2 separate regions of the Mus musculus genome follow, and region 2 is linked to region 1. A link is a loop called in an ENCODE intact Hi-C map of the cell type or tissue named here. Cell type or tissue: heart. All regions are shown on one strand. Links, peaks and the distances in the headings refer to the core of each region. The heading gives the core; the rest is flanking DNA. Region 1 overlaps Myh10 (myosin, heavy polypeptide 10, non-muscle). Region 2 has its middle 28 kb from the start of Ccdc42.

Region 1 (8,337 bases), core at 38-8,037:
AGGAGAGTGCCCTAAGTAAATGCTGTTAAACTCCGTGGACTGTGTAGGAAATTGTCCAGGTGAGATGACTTAACTTGGGAGATAAGATGAGTTGTCTGACGGATAAAGATCTCTTATTTAAATAACCATGTTGTTTTTGGCTTATGGTTGTATCTGAGTGAGAAATACAGACTTTGTTTTGACTTTCCTGTTTCTTAACTCTGTATTCCTTTTTATTCTAGACTTACTCTGGACTCTTCTGTGTGGTGATAAATCCTTACAAGAACCTTCCAATTTACTCTGAGAATATTATTGAAATGTATAGAGGGAAGAAACGCCATGAGATGCCACCACACATCTACGCCATATCAGAGTCTGCTTACAGATGCATGCTTCAAGGTAAACAAATACGAGAATAAGAAATGCTTGGACTTTATTAGGTCCTGTTTTTTAATATCTTAGTCTGACCTACAAAATGGTTTAATATTTCTTTTAAAATTTAAAAAGTGGGCCAGGCATGGTGATACTAAAAAGGAAGAGAGAGGTAGGCGCATCTCTGAGTTCGAGACCAGCCTGGTCCACATAGCAAGTTCCTTGTTAGGGTCACACAGTGAAAGCTTGTCTTAATCAAGTCATCAGTCAGTCAGTCAGTCAATAAAGTGTTTATTGTTGAAAATTACTAACTTATGATTAAAATGGATGATGAGGCTGCTTTTTTGTTTTGTTTTGGTTTTTTGTTGTTTTGTTTTGTTTTTCGAGACAGGGTTTCTCTGTGTAGCCCTGGCTGACCTGGAACTCACTCTGTAGACTAGGCTGGCCTCGAACTCAGAAATCCGCCTGCCTCTGCCTCCCGAGTGCTGAGATTAAAGGCGTGCGCCACCACGCCCAGCTGATGAGGCAGGTTTTTTATAGGAACTAAAGTACAATCGCTGCTTCATAGCAATATTTCATGGACTTTTTAATATTTGGAAGCATCAAGTTTTCAGTACATGTTCGATTCTACCATAAGCTAGCACACATAACACTCCATGGTATGCAGCTTTAAAACCAATAGGAAAGGGCTGGATGGGGACGGGGTGTAGCAGTAGAGCATTAGCTTAGCATGGTGAAGCCCAGGGTTCAGTCCATATCCAGTGCTGCAAAGCAATATGGAATGAAATCTAACCAAGCCTGTAGTGCAGGCCTGTGATTCCAGCTGCATAGGAAGAACATAAGACCAAGACCTGCCTGGAGACAGAATAAGTTCAAGGCCAGCCTGGGTAAATTACTGAGACACTGTTGGGGATATAGCTAAGGGGTAGGCAGGCTTCCTGCTTCGCATGTACAGGCCCTAGGTTCAGTCTGTAGTACTTCTAGATAAATATGAAACCAATAAGAGTAAAGGAAAGATGGACACATCACATTATAGAATCTTACTTCTAGTTTAAATGCAAATAAAGAGATGAGAAAAGTTTTAGAATGTGTTGAATTGTGTGGTGGTTGACATTAAAAGCTTTTACGTTTGGATCAAAATGAGTTATAGATTTGTTGAGTCCTTCATTTGAACCCTGACTTTGGACGATGATTTATGGAAGCCTTTTTTTTTTTTAATAGAGTGTCTTGTGAGGTGAGAATTCAAAGAGTACCCCTTTAACTGAGTCTGGGAGCCCTTGTTTCAGCTGACACTGTTGCCTCTCTATGCCTGGATTGCTATAGAGAAGGAAAGTTCCCAGGAGAACTGTTGAATAGGCTGGGGATAGGCTCTCCTATACATGATTCTAATTTCCTTTAAAAGGAGAAAATATTGCAGTCTTCTGAGCATAGTGTGCATACCAGGAAAGAGTGTAGAACCTGTTGTTATTTAATGTATTGAGATCAGTTTAAAGCGATATGAATACAGATGCACTATTAGTTTGGACTTATCAGCAGACAGAAGCACAGTGGAGAGTTCGTCAGACAGTTGAGGCTCACACCATCCTATAACCCCCTGTGTGACCCTTGCTAGGTTGTACTGGAGCTGCTGACAGATGTGTGAGTTGCCTGGGCTGCTCAGGTGTGTACCAGAGGGATGTGTCCTAATTAGCATCCCTACCCATATATGTGAGGATGCAGGCTGTGTGCCTGCAAAGTTGGTGGGTGACATGAGTCTGGTAGAAGTACATCTGAGAAAAGTCATTGAAATTTTAAATCTTCCCAGGCAGAAAGGAGAGTTGGCTCTACTATACCAGCTTACAAAAATAGATGCTATATGTCTTGTGAATGGTTTCCAAGTCAGCTTGACAAATACAGAAGAGGAAGATATGAGGAATATGTGGTCTGCGAGCATATGATAGTGTTATCGTGACTAATGCTAGAAAGGACAACTCATTGAAAATTGCTATTAGCCATAATAATTTGTGTTTTAAATTATAATATGTATTTGTATTTATCCTATTATACTGAGGCACAAAGAAATTAAATAACTTGACCAAGAACATGTAGGTTGATAGTGTTATCGTTACTAATGTAGAAAGGACAACTCATTGAAAATTGCTATTAGCCATAATAATTTGTGTTTTAAATTATAATATGTATTTGTATTTATTCCTATTATACTGAGGCACAAAGAAATTAAATAACTTGACCAAGAACATGTAGGTTGTTAAAAGTGTGAGATAGAATTAAAAACCTGACATATTTTCTGTGTTTTGGTTTTGAAATCGGGTCTCTTTGTAGCCCAGGGTGACCTGAAACTCACAATCTTCCTGTTCCATCCCCTGGATGCCTATCATGGGCTTGAGCGTCCACACGTGGTGGCTGGCTACTGGAAACATTCTTACCCACACCACGTGGGATGCTTATATACTGCAGGACACAGGGGAGAGGGCCAGTAACACTCACACCAGGCTATCAGGTTAGGCCCATATACCATGTGGACAGAGAGCCTCAGAGGGGACCATGTGGATAATTCAGAACATAGGGTACCTCTCAACTTTTATGTTATAATCAGTCCCCCATTTAGTCTGTCAAGATCTTTTAAAATTCTGGATTCTTCCATCAGTTAAATATCCTAGTTTTATGTCTTGTATAACTATTCTGGGCACATGTTTTGCAACATCAGATTTACTGACAGAAATGGTAAAAGGTTTTGTTTTTAAGAAATATAAGGGCCAGAGAAGTGGCTTAGTGGTTAAGAATGCTGACTGCTCTTTCAAAGAAACCAAGTTCAAATCCCAGCACCCACATGGTGGCTGACAATTCTGGGGCATCTGATGCCCTCTTCTGGCCTCCATGGGCACTGCATGCACATGGTGCCCCACATACACACAGGCAAAACATTTATCTATACATATAAAATAAAAATAAATAAATCTAAAAAACAACAACAAAAACAAACCTTGTTTGTTTTTTTTTTTTCCTTAGGTTTGGAGTCTAAGGGACACCATGTTAGTAAAATGCAGAGTGTCCTTAGCACATACTAGTTGCTCAATAAATATTTGTTGAATGAATGGGCAGAAGCAAAGCTCTTGGTTGTGAATTCAATTGTAAAAAAGTCACGTTTAGTAGAAGCTTGGGGCAGCAGTATTGGCACAGCCAGAGACTAAAGCAGTTTTTCTGAAGACTAGATGCAAATAAGAAAGACGCAAGGGAACTTGTGAGCGAGAGGTGGAGACATGGAGTCTTCTTCAGGTTCTATGATAGAAATGATAATTTGGAAAAATATACCTGAGCTAAAGAAAAGACTTAGACCTGCCAGACAGGATATTGAACGGGGAGGTGTTATATACCTCGTCTTACATAGTGTGACAGACAGGCCAAGGTCAGAGGATCTTCATGGACAGGAATCATTACTATTAGACCTCATTTGTAGTGCTGAGACTCAGAAACCAAAGGCCGAAGCACCGAGGGCTCCCTGTGTATATAATCCTCTGAGGTCAGTCGGCCCACCTTCTGTACCGGCTCTCTGTCATCTGGCTCCCCTTCCCTTGTTCCTGACGCCGTCTCCTTTGGCCAGCGCTGCTGCGGAGCTCCTGATCCAGCTGCACAGTGGCCTCAGAGGCTCCTTTTTGGTGTACATAACGATTTAAGTGCATGCTGCTTTCTTGGAGTCTTAGAATGAAACCCAAATGTCTCGTTCTGCTGGGTAGCTTAGTTGTATTTGAATCTGTGTTGGCTGTCCCCTCTCCTTCCTTCCTTCCCTGGCAGGCTAATGGAGCCCAGGTTGTCCTTGCACTCAGTGTAGCCAGGGATGGCTTTGAACTCCTTATCTTCCTGCTTCCCTTTTCATTTTGCTTCAGGTAACTCCCAGTCTCTGATGAGCCAGCTTACCCAGATGTTCTGCTCAGTGTGCCTTGATTTTTCTTCCAGGATTTAATTGGTTCTTGGACATTTTCCTTGAAAATATCATTTGAGCCCACTCATTGAAGATACCCTACAATTGAAACCCCGTGTTCTAGAAGATGGGAGTTTTGTCCTTAACTTCTCTTATATCTCTACTAAACTTTTTCTTCTGTACCCTGGGAAAGCTATGTCCTTCCCCCTCCCCTCAAAGCTCTCTTCTTGGTTCCCCTCATTCTTCAAGCTTTGTTGTGACCCTATGATAGGAGACACAGAGTTTTACATGACCTCCTCCCACCATGAAAAGGCTTCATCTAACTTGTGCCACCAATTTCTGAGGTGACATTGCAGACATTTTCATCTTATTGAATCACCAGGTTTTCATTCTATTCTATTACAATGCCCTTCTAGGAAGACTAAAATCTATGCTTGCTTCCTGTGGGTCCCTGTGTAGCTGTCCCTCAGTGTGGTTCATGCTCTCTCCTAGCATCGGTCTTCTCATACCTGCCTTTGTTACACCTGTTTGCCAGACTTCTCCTGCTGAATGAATTGGGCTGTCTGTACCTCTTGGCATTCTTACTTGGGCTGCTGGTTCTCTGGGAGTCATGTTCATACAAGTGAACAGACTGACCTTGCTGGAAATTCATGACTGAAGTGACTCTGCCCTTAGGACAACGTGCCAGCTCTACCTGGAGAGAGATGATTGACAGTCTCTGTCATGACAGTTTGGGGGCCCTGTGTGCTTTAGACCTCTGGCTCCTTACGTGTCCTTCAGCTTCCCGTATACCAAGTGATTTCTCATTTCTGAGAAACTAGAAGTCACCAGTAAGCTGATTGTCCCCACTAGATGTACAAGCCATCTCCTGTTGTGCCTGTTGCCATCCAAGGCTAGTCCTGCCATCCCTTCATCTCTCCTGAATCACTACCTGCTGCCTTGCTTTCAACAGCTTCCCAACAGCTATAAATTGTGCCCATCCTTTCTCTTTGCTGAAAGTATTTATTATCACATTTCCTCCTCCTTTTCACTCTCAGATCTTTGAACATTGTCAGTGGTTAGGCAGGCAGGTCACTGTGGTCCATGGTAGAAACTTGAAGATGTTCTGTTTTCTCAAGGACCTTAAGAATAGGCTCTGTTTGAGAGCAAGAAAAAAGGGGAACGAGTGCATGGAGAAATAGTGGGCCATAGGTCCAGAGAGAGAGGTGACACCTCTGTCTACACCGTTATCATTGCTTCATATAGTTAAACTGATACTATTGGGGAATACAGAGATAATGGGAACCATGGTTATAGAGGGAAACGCCACATGCTTTTCAGACTTTAGCATTAAGATGGGATTTAACAGTTAGCAAGTGGGAATAAAAAACTAAGTGTGAAAGGCAGCTGCCTGTCAAGCAAGAAGCAGTTTGGAACTTGGAGCAAATTCTAAAGCAGGCCTAAAAAACCTCAGTTCCTAAAAAAAGAAATGACAGGCCACATCCTCTGACCACAGTGTAGTGAGACAAAGTATCACCTCTAAGAAGGTTTCCCGGTGGCTTGGCTGTTGTGAGAGTGTATAATGAGTTCTCGTTATCTCAGTGTTAATCGTTTATCTGTGTGGGCTTTGGTGGCAGAAGTGACATCAGGAAGTGTATTGGAGATTCTTGACCACAACAAAGTATCATGCACATATATATATATATGGAAGAGATGGACTGGAGAGATGGTTCAGCAGTTCAGAGCACTGACTGCTCTTCCAGAGGACCTGTGTTCAATTCCCAACACCCACATGACAGCTCACAAACTATAACTATAACTACAGTTCCAGGAGATCTGATACTCACACATACACACACATATACACATACAGACAAAACACCAAGGTACATAAAAGAAAAATAAAATAATTTTTTGATGGAAGAGTTGAGGCAAAAGTCACTTTTAGAAACACAGTTCTAATTTCATTAGTCAATAAAAATTTATAAGAGTTAGGCATTTTACCTCACAAGGGAGACAGAAGATATTTTATGACCATTTGTGGGCCTGGGTACTATCAAGTGAGCTGTTCTGTGTTTCATTTACAATAAAAAGCTTTCTTCAAAAGCATAGCAGTAAAGTGAACCTAAGCCAAGGGAACCATATAAAAAGGCTCCTGCGCCGGAACAAAGTGCATCCTGTTGTTGAACGCTAAGGAAAACTGTGAGCAGACTCTGAGTGCACGGTAAAATAGAGGCTCAGCCAGGGTGCCCAGGAGGTCCACCAGGAATGATAAAGGCCGTGGCCTCATTACAAAGATCTGCTTGACCCGTCATGCCTAGCCAGAGGAATGCCCTGGGGCAGGGTACTGAAGGGACTGGGACGAGAAAAGCCATCTTCATGTCTAAATCACAGTTTTAGAGACAAAGTCTATTACATTCAGGGCCTACCTGACTCCTGTTCTGAGTGAATTTAGACCACTGCTTGGTACAGACTAGTCTCGGCAGCTCTAGGAATTCCATTTGAGTCTCTCGTTTGGTTGTATTTTAAGTGATAGACTGTAGTGCAATCAATTTAAGCTTAGCCCCAGCTAGCTTACTAATAAATGAGACTCAGACTATGATTATTTTATTTAGCTTTGATGATTCTTGAGGGCTAACCCCTAATTTACCTTCCTAACTACTGGCCTACTACTACCTCTCCAGCTCAGGAGGAGAAAGCATTCTGGGGGAGACGGGAAGGAGGAGCAGAGCCTGAAACGAGGGGAGGGCGCATGGATGCACAATACCTGAGCACAGGTAGCCAGCCCCAGGGCAGAGTGTAGGTTAAAATAAATGGCTATCTTTAGTTATAATCTAGTCAGAGTAGAACCTAGCTAACTATATGAGCAAGGTATTTGTAAGTATAGTCTGAGTCTTATTTCTGCCTGGGAGGCAGAATCTGAGCCTAACTTCAACTGTAGACATCATATTTGCTGTGAATGGGGGATAGCCCCAGTTGCTTCCTGACAAATCCTAGAAACCCCCGAGGGTGGGTGCTCTTCTGTGCAGATGTCTTACTGAAGAGGTCTGCTGAGTGTTCTGTCCTGTGAGAGTCCTGAGCACCTTAAGAAAGAACTGCTGTACTTCAAAAACGGCACTTGAAACTTTTCAAATAAACTGAGAAACCGAATGTCAGTTTCCTTTCTCAGGAGAATTAAAGACAAGATGTTTAATAAGTCTGAAAACACGTGACACCAAGTACACCAGCCATATTTGTGCCTCTAACACTTATATATAGGGAAGAGACAGCCTAGCAACAAATATATGCCAATACAAGGACACCCCAAATGGCCAAATAATAAACGTTTGAGAATGAGCAGAACCTTAACCTAAAGCACACAAAAAGGAAGCACCCATTTCAAGTACAGTTTAAAGCAAAAAATAAAAAAAGAGGGGCTGGAGAGATGGCTCAGTGGATAAGAGCACTGACAGCTCTTCCAGAGGTCCTGAGTTCAATTCCCAGCACCCACATGGTGGCTCACAGCCACCTGTAATGGGATCGGACGCCCTCTGCTGGTGTACAGGTACATGTGCAGAAAACATACCTATTTTTCTTACTCCGCAATCTGGAAAACTTTGTTATTTGTAAATACACATCCTTTATTAGAGAAGTGACTTGCAGGTTTTCTTCTGCTCTGATCTATTTTGAGTTATTGGTTTATCTTTTTTCTTTCCTTTTTCTTTTTTGCATGTTTCTTGGTTGGTTTAGCACTACTGATGGAGACTTTCTCCACTGCCTTTGATCTTTGTTGAAAATCTCTGAAGGTCTCACTTAAGATGCCCTTTGATCTAAATGTCTAACTTATCATGATCATTTTGGCTGGCCTAACAGTAGCCAGCAATAGACTTTGACATCAGATAACATCTGATGTCATCTCCCATTGTTGCTCTTAAAAGGCCCAGCATTGCTGGAGAGATGGCTCAGTGGTTAAGAGCGCCAGCTGCTCTTCCGGAGGTCCTGAGTTCAATTCCCAGCACCCACACAGTGGTTCTCAACCATCTGTAATGGTATCTGAAGTCCTCTTCTGATGTGTCTAAAGACAGTGACAGTGTACTCACATATATAAA
Region 2 (8,337 bases), core at 114-8,113, 110 kb before region 1:
GAGACCATTAGCATCTCCATTCAGTAGGTCCACTGCAGATATCTGCAGCTGTGTAACTATCCATCCCAAAATCGAGTGACTTAAAGCAGCAATTATCCCCCCCACCTCCATCCCCACCCCCACCCCATGATTTTGTAGGTCAGAAACTGAAACAGAACTCATCTGCTCTCCAGTGCGCTTTGCTGGGAAGGGAACAGAAAGATTGTTCATCCACTAGAGAGGCGCCCGGGGGGCTCACCAGCATTTGGGGCACTTCAGTTATCACTGACATTTCCAATCTCTATCCGGGCAGAAGAACTTTCTCTATAGTGTGAATAACTACCCAGAGCATCAGACCAGACACTTCAAGTGGCACCATCACATCCGCCACATTCAGTTGGTCAATAAATGTTGCAGAGTCAACCCAGGCCCAAAGGGAAGGAAAACTGACACGGAGGTTTGGCACAGTCACTCCGAAAAGGGCACCCAGGATGGAGATAACAACTACGGCCATCTTTGGAAACAATCTTCCGCATAAGTGGTGCTTAAATAGCTTGCTGAAGGCCATGTGGCTAATTAGGCTCTGCGGGTCCATAGGAGAAGGTCAGTCAGACATGCAGAAAGGCAGAAAGGACCTTTCAGATGAAATGATACCCGCTGGGGGGAAAGTGATATGTGCGGGTAAGAAGTCGCTGGCGTGAAGATCTGAGGTGTGATTGTTCAGTGTGTCGGAAACAGTAAGCGGAGAAGAATGAGACAAATATATAGGCCGTGTTGGGTCTGGAGAGATGGCTCAGTAGTTCAGAGCACTTGCTGCTCTTGCAGAGGAGTCCATCAGCTCCTAGCACCCATATTGGGCATTTCACATTGCCCAGGATTCAAACGTCAGGGAAATCAGTGCCTGGAAATTTGTGGGGGGATAATTCTAGCCTTAGGCACTGCATTCAAAGGCACACACACACACACAGAGAAAGATACACACACACAAAGATAGACAAACAAACAGACACATATACATACATACAAGGCAGACAGACCCAGAGAAAGACAGACAGACACACACACACAGAGAAAGACAGACACATAGAGACAGACACACAGAGACAGGCAGACAGACTGACAGGCAGGCAGACATACAGACAGTACCCAGAGGATGCATGGATTTAAACACTGTGATGGTTTGCTCGGCCCAGGGAGTAGCACAATTAGAAGGTGTGGCCCTGTTGGAGTAGGTGTGCCACTGTGGGTGTGGGCTTTAAGACCCTGGAAGCCAGGATTGTGCTAGCAGCTTCAGATGAAGACATAGAACTCTGAGCTCCTCCTCCACCATGACAGCCTGGATGTTGCCATGTTCCTGCCTTGACGATAATGGACTGAACCTCTGAACCTGTAAGCCAGCCCCAATTAAATAATGTCTTTATAAGAGTTGCTTTGGTCATGGTGTCTGTTCACAGCAGTAAAACCATAACTAAGACAAGCACCAGAGTAAACTACTTGGACTTGCTTTCGTACGTAGAGAGATAGAGAGCTCAGCCTGGCCACATCAATGACTCTGCCTCCTGGGAATGGCAAAGCTTTGTCCAGATAAAAGAGAGACAGAGAATACGAATGTGGAAGGCATGACCCAGGTTGGACTCCAGCTCTCTGGGCTCTCATTATCCAAGCATAATGAGACCTTTTGTAGTAAAGAACTATAAATTACAGTAACTTTAAAATATATTTATTTTATGTATATGAGTACACTGTCATTCTCTTCAGACACACCAGAAGAGGGCATTGGATTATTCTGGTTGTGAGCCATCATATGGTTGCTGGGAATTGAACTCAGGACCTCTGGAAGAGCAGTCAGTGCTCTTAACTGCTGAGCCATCTCTCTAGTCCCTGTAGTAACTTTTTTTTCTGGGCACACCAGCTTTAGCATGCTGCTGGCATCTGTAGAAATGAACTTTCCTCATTACTGTGACCAAAATCGATCAGCAGCCAATAAACAACCAACGGGAGGAAAGCTTTGGAACGGCTCCAGATATCAGAGGGTCCAGACACACTTGTGCTCTTGGGTAAAATATCGCTGTGGCAGAAGTGGATGCAGAGGGAACTCTTTGCCTCACAGGTAGGAGGCAGAGAGAGGCTGGACCCGATGCCCAGCTGGCTTCTGCTCTCTCTCCTTTAACTCTGCCCCAGACCTCTAGCCCAGGAGATGGCTCACATTCAGGATGAGTCTTCCCCTCTCACTAGATCCTCTCTAGGAACACTTTTCAAACACACACAGAGATAGGCCTCAGCAATCACTTACAGGATTCTGCAGCCTAGTGGGCAATGTAGATGAGCCATCATAAGGTCCATCCCTGAGTTGGTCTATGCTAAGAAGAACCCACTGAGGAGGGTTTTGTTCATCCTCCCTGCCATAAAATATCCTCTCAGAAGGGAGCAAGCCTTGGTCCATGTGGAGTTAGTTGGGGGCTGAGTGTAAAGCCAGAGAAGGAAAGCTTACCTCTTGCCCCCTCTGCTTACACACCCAAGTGCTCTGAATGTCTTCCCAGTACAACCACAGCAGGGAGAGAGAAGAGAGGGTGTAATGCACAATTCCTTCAAAGCGCTTACTTTGAAAAGACATTTGAAAAGGAGGGAAGAAAGAAGCCTAGTTGGTCTCATTTTTCTTTCTTAACGAGTTTCTCTGGCTGCAAAAGAGTCCCCCACCCCTACCCCCACTCCCTCTCTGCTAGCTGCTCTCTGGGGTTTTGTATCTCCTATTCTTCTGACACACTTCATGCTAGGAGAGCTCATTTTGGCTCCTTCAAAAAATTGGACTCTAAATTTAGAATTGGCCTCAAAACTTCTGATCTTTGAGCTCAACTTGTCTGGGTTGGCTCCGGCAGCCACCTTATCATTATTAATGTTGCTCCTATTTGGTTTCCTGGTTGTCTTAGAAACATGGACTGCTATGATCTGTCACATCCAGGAAATAGGAACCAGAACCCACCTATCTACCTTGCTAGGACCCTGTGCCTGTTCTTTTCTGGTAAATAATGTTCCCTCCGAGCAGAAAACACTTCCCCCTTCATCTTCTAAGAGCTGGCCCCTTGGTCCCACTCCAAATTCCTTCTGGTCTCCCTTCCATCTGTTGTAAGTTCCCTTCCTGACATCTCATCTCTGGAATCACCAGAGAGAAGAGGAAGCAGACTTTGGTTTATGCCTCAGGCCAGCTGCTTACCATCTGGACTGAGGCCCATTAACCCCTGACCTTCAACCACAATCTTGCCCGGTACCTCGCTTCATATGGCCAAGTCAGGAGAGGTGCTAAGAGGCAAGGGACTACCCAGACTCCATCAGGTGTTTCTCCGGATGCTCAGTTCTAACCAGTGAGTGTCCAGCAAAAGACCAGAAGCAGGTTCTGTGCATCCCAGCCTCTGCCCCTCCACTCCATATCTCCTTGGAAAAGTCACTTACCTTTCTAGCTAGCTCATTTGCCTACTCTTCCCATGAAGAGTTGAATGAACCGGCATCTACCATGAAATGGACGTCCCTTCTGTGCCCTCTAAGCAGCCCCTACCTCTTTGATCACTGCCAGACTCCACTGGAGAAAAGCTCCTTTAGCGCGAAGGCTCGGTGGAGTCTTCTGCAACAAGCATGTGGTCAGGGGCACGTCTGGGAGTCCCAGCATTTTTCAGTGAGCTCCAGAGATGTAAACCCCTGACTCAGAATGGTTCTAAAGGAGGCCAAAGCCATCTGGGTCTCATTTGTGGTAGTTTTGAAGGTCCACAAGGCTCCCAAGATAAAAGCAACCTTCCTGGAGCAGTCTTCCGCACACGGCCGTCTCGGGAGCACCAGGACTCCATGTGGGACAAGTGCTTCAGAAACCTACTGCCAAGTCCGTTTGGGGAAAGCTGGTTTATTGACTTTAGGATTTTTCAGAGTCATTAGCAGACTAACGTGCCTTGAGCTTACAGCCACTACTAGAGACATTGCATTCAGTCTTCACATGGAGACCCGTTTCATTTCACTCCTTTGCTAGTTCCACATGACAGATGAGAACTCAAGTCGGCCAGAAGTTAAATGACTTGTCTGGAGGGCTGTAGCCTTGAACTGTAGGAGCAGGGATTTGAACTCAAGTCTAGTCCGAATCTAGAGCCCATGGTCCTTACCTTATGCTATCTTTACTTTCCATCCATATCAGTCAGCTCCATGAAGAAGCCACCTGCTTGGAGGGGCTGCTCTTGTGCTAGACAAGACACCTTGGGGAAAATGAGACAAAGGGAGGGTTTCTAAGTGAGAGGTGGGAATAAGACGGTGCCAGCTGAGAGCATAGACAGCTTCAAGTATAAAGACCTATGTAGAGAGAATATCTTGTGTGTTGTATGGTTGCATCACCTGTCCATTAAAAAACCCATGGCCTATAGAAAAGTGTAGCATAGAAGGTGGGACATCCGGGAGGCAAAAAATTCTAGGATAGAGGAAAGTAGGAGATTCACCTCCTGGGGAAGAGGTAACAGAATGGACACTTAGTACCTGAGCACAGGTAACCAGCCACGCGACAGAATGCAGGTCAAAACAAATGGGTTGTCTTTAGTTATGATCTAGTCAGAGAAGAGCCTAGGTATATGGCCAAGTCATTTGTAAATATATTTTGAGTCTGAGTCTTATTTCTGGGAGCATGGGGCTTAGAGGAAGAACTGGGACCTAAATTCAACAGACTTATAACTGGGGACAACTTAGGCATCAGAGGGACACTTGAGCATCTGTACTATTTCTCATAATTTTCTATTATATTGTTTATCATATGTGTATATATATATATATATATATATATGTATGTATGTATGTATGTGATACATACACATGCCACATCAGAGGTGTGCCACAGCACATGTGTGGAAACCAGAGGACAATCTTGTGAAAGTCTGAACATTCGGGTACCTGTTCTCTCCTTTCACTGTGTGGGGCCCAGGGAAGGACCTCAAGGACTTGGGAGCAAGCGCCTTGATCCACTGAGCTGATCCACTTTGGAAAACGTAACTTTTTATTTTATGATTTTTTTCCCCTACATGTATGTATACATACTGAACAAGTGCCTGGTAGCCAAAGGTACCAGAAGAGCTCATCCTGTCCCCTGGAACTGGAGTTACAGATGATCGTGAGCCACCCCACAGGCGCTGGAAAGCAAACCTGGATCCACTACATGAACAGCAAGTGCTCTTGCCTTGCTAAGCCATTTCCCAAGCCTTGTAATTGCTCATCTCAAGATCTTGCTGCACAGCCTAATTGGCCTCAAACCTATAACACTCCTGCCTCTGCCTTCCTAGAGCTGGGGCTCCAAGAGTATGCCATTATACCTACAACTCCAAGCTGTAAGGTGGTAAATCGGGTGATGAGGCACTATCCCCTTGATAGAGACAAGACACACGAAGACTGTGTAGCTTCAGAGATAACCATTCTAGCAAAATCTATCATTGCCCAGATCCCCCTCCACAACAGAATTGTCTGGACAGTGTGAGCATCAGCCTTAGGCATTCAGTCTGCTGGACGGCTGACAGCCCATGGTTTCGGGAAAGGTGAACTAGACCATCAGGTTTTGAGAATTCAAATGAGGGAATCCAAACACTGGCTTTAATTCTAGTCACTTTCCCTCTTCATTTCTCTAACAAAATGGTTACACAGTCCTTTTACACAGTCCCTTATATTGGAATGGCTACCAACCCTAAAATTATTTTCGTTGCTACTTCATAACTTTAATTTTGCTACTGTTATGAACTGTAATGTAAATATCTGTGTTTTTAAATGGTCTCAGGCGACCTCTGTGGAAGGGTCATTTGACACCCCCCCCACCCACACACACACAAAGGGGTTGTGACCAGTAGGTTGAGAAACACTGCTCTAACAAGCAAATATTGAACAAACCGCTATTGGTCAGGAAGCACAGTGGTGGTCGTGTCCATTGACCCTGCTCTCAAGGAGAAGCAGTCCTTAAACAGAATGAATCCTTATGCTAGGCGTGATGGCAGAGTCCTTTAATCCCAGCACTCAGAGGCAAGCAGAATTCTGTGAGTTTGCGGTCAGCCTGGTCTATATAGCAAGTTCAAGGCCAGCCAGGGTTATACAGAGAGACCCTATCTCAACAAAATACTGATGTTCATGAGTAATATGAGTTATAGACCAAGTAAGCATGGTCCTGTGGCAGTGAGTATGTACTCACATGCGCCTGCAAAAGATGTAATTGGCTGACAGCCTCCCTGTCATGTCTTGAGACACACCACGAAGGCCTGGGTACTTGGCCTTGTGGCTTGGCCCTGGGATACTGCAGTTGGGCTACCCCTGCCTGACACACAGCTATTTCAGTGAGTAGTTCTTTCTCTTGGGCCCTCTATCAATGTGACTGGCCCACTCCAGTCATCCTCCCTTTCCTGTTTCCCTCTTTTATTCTTAAGACACTTTCCCCCAACTGGTTTTTGCATCTAATTCTATTTAGTGTCTACTTCTCAGAGGACCCAAGTGAAGGTTAGTAGAAATGTTCCCTAGGAAGGGACAAAGAGACAACATCAGAAAGAAAAGGGACACATCCCATTTAGGGCCAGCAGCATGTGCAATGACCCTGTGGTGGAAGGCAGAAAATGTGGGTGAATCACAGTGCGGGGAAGGGAGACTGCAGAGATTGTGCCGTAGGTTGGTTCCGAGTGCACGGGATCCTCCAGGTCACAGAAAGAGTCACATCATTATCTGAAGAATAAGAGCAGCTATTGCATTACGTTATATAGACAGAGACACGAAGCGAGCACCCAGCAACTTTCTCCTGGCTATGAAGAGGACCAATAGGAAAAGGAGCCCAGTCAAGTGGAGGAGATGATCAAGGGCCTATGCAGATCTCTAAGTAAGGGATGTTGGTGAACTAGGGGAACCAACGGCAGCAGTGAAGTAGGTGAGTGGATGGATGAAGATGATTGGGTACACTTGAAATCTCCTGAACTCAGACTGGAGTTAGAACGGACGGCAAGATAAAGTCTGAGGAATGACTTTTGGGGTTCGGGAGGCTGCATGGGTGGCAGGGTTGTCACCCACCAAGATGACAAGTTTTAGGAAAAGCATCATTTTTCTGGGGAGCCTGTGAGTGATGCTCTAAAACACTCAGCTTAAGGTGTCTTCGAGATACTTGAGTAGAGATGCAGAGTAGATGGTCAGACTTGAGCCTAAAGCTCAGAAACTCAGAACTAAAGATACAAAATCGAGGGTTGCACTAGTCAAGTTCCACTAGTGTATGCTATTCTTTAAGAAAAACCAGGGGCTAGAGAGGTGACTCATTGATTAAGAACTCATATAACTCTTGCAGAGGACTGGAGTCCAGTTTCCTAACACCTTCCTACACACACACTTAAAAATGAGAATAGGGGATGGAAAAGTGGCTCAGTGTGTTGGGGCCGGCCAGCGGCTCACATGTCCAGGTTCGAGCCTGGAAGGCATCTTGGAACTGAAAGAAAAGAGGGAGCCTAGGCGGGTTGAGAAATAATGGAACCAAGACAACTAGTCTGCTCAAGGTTCAAATTTTTAATGGCAGACACGCTTTATAAAAGAAGGGGGAAAGTCCATTCCCGCCAATTCATCCTTGGAGCCTGGAACCAGCTGCAGGTGATGATGTGCAGGATAGGGCATAGTCTCAGGAATAGCTCCGGGCGGGGGGGGGGGGGGGGTGGCTCTCAGCAGGTAGCAGTATCTTGAAGACGAACATTTACAGTGGCTGGACAATAAAGTCATCTAGGGAGGAAGGCTCCACCCTAGATAATCTCCTTAGTGGCAGCAAGGTCAAGTTCTGGCTCAGCCTGCTTCAGGCTTGTGGGAGGCTACATCAGTGGTTAAGAGCATTAGTTGCTCTTGCAAAGAACCCACATTCAGTTCCCAGACTCTACATGGCAAGACTCCGTCTCTGTAACTCCATTTCCAAAGGATCTGATGCTCTCTTCTGCCTCTTTGGGCACTGCATACAAGTGGTGTACATAAATTCACACAGACACATGTATACATACACGAAATAATAAGCACATTTTTAAGAGAAAAGAAAACCTGGTAAAATGTCATTTAAAAAATAAAAATAAGCATAGGAAAAAAAATTAAAGGTGGAGTGGCAATGTCTTAACTCCTAGCACCTGAGAGGCAGAGGCAGGTGGATGTCTGTGAGTTCAAAGTTACTCTGGTCTACATAGTGAGTTTCAGGTCAGCCATGGCTACATAATAAAACCCTGTCTCAAAATAATATTTATATATATATATTAATTTTAATGAAACTTTTTAAAAGGAAAAGAAAAGCCAGCAAAAACATAGAGGATCTATCTGAACAACATTATTAGTCCCTTGGCCCAATTGACATTTGTAGAA

Evidence for each region. Peaks named below come from ENCODE experiments on the same cell type or tissue, not always from the same donor. Only the 100,000 strongest peaks of a DNase experiment are listed, where the experiment ranks them.
Region 2: a loop joins it to region 1, with 1.8 times the contacts of the local background. A loop is called at or near these places in 2 of 42 quality-filtered maps.

Annotation. Positions count from the first base shown.
Region 1 is chr11:68,721,099-68,729,435 of GRCm38, forward strand. It overlaps Myh10 (myosin, heavy polypeptide 10, non-muscle), which reads left to right. Exons shown (of 41, transcript NM_175260.2): 3 at 222-378. Among named protein-coding and RNA genes, the nearest start is that of Myh10, 33 kb to the left of the region's middle. In heart, for the core only: CTCF peaks have their summits at 3,227 (motif pointing left) and 7,792 (motif pointing left); no DNase peak of the experiment used is centred there.
Region 2 is chr11:68,610,444-68,618,780 of GRCm38, forward strand. No RefSeq gene overlaps it. Among named protein-coding and RNA genes, the nearest start is that of Ccdc42, 28 kb to the left of the region's middle. In heart, for the core only: no CTCF peak of the experiment used is centred there; a DNase peak (open chromatin) is centred at 3,138; H3K27ac peaks cover 2,832 bases.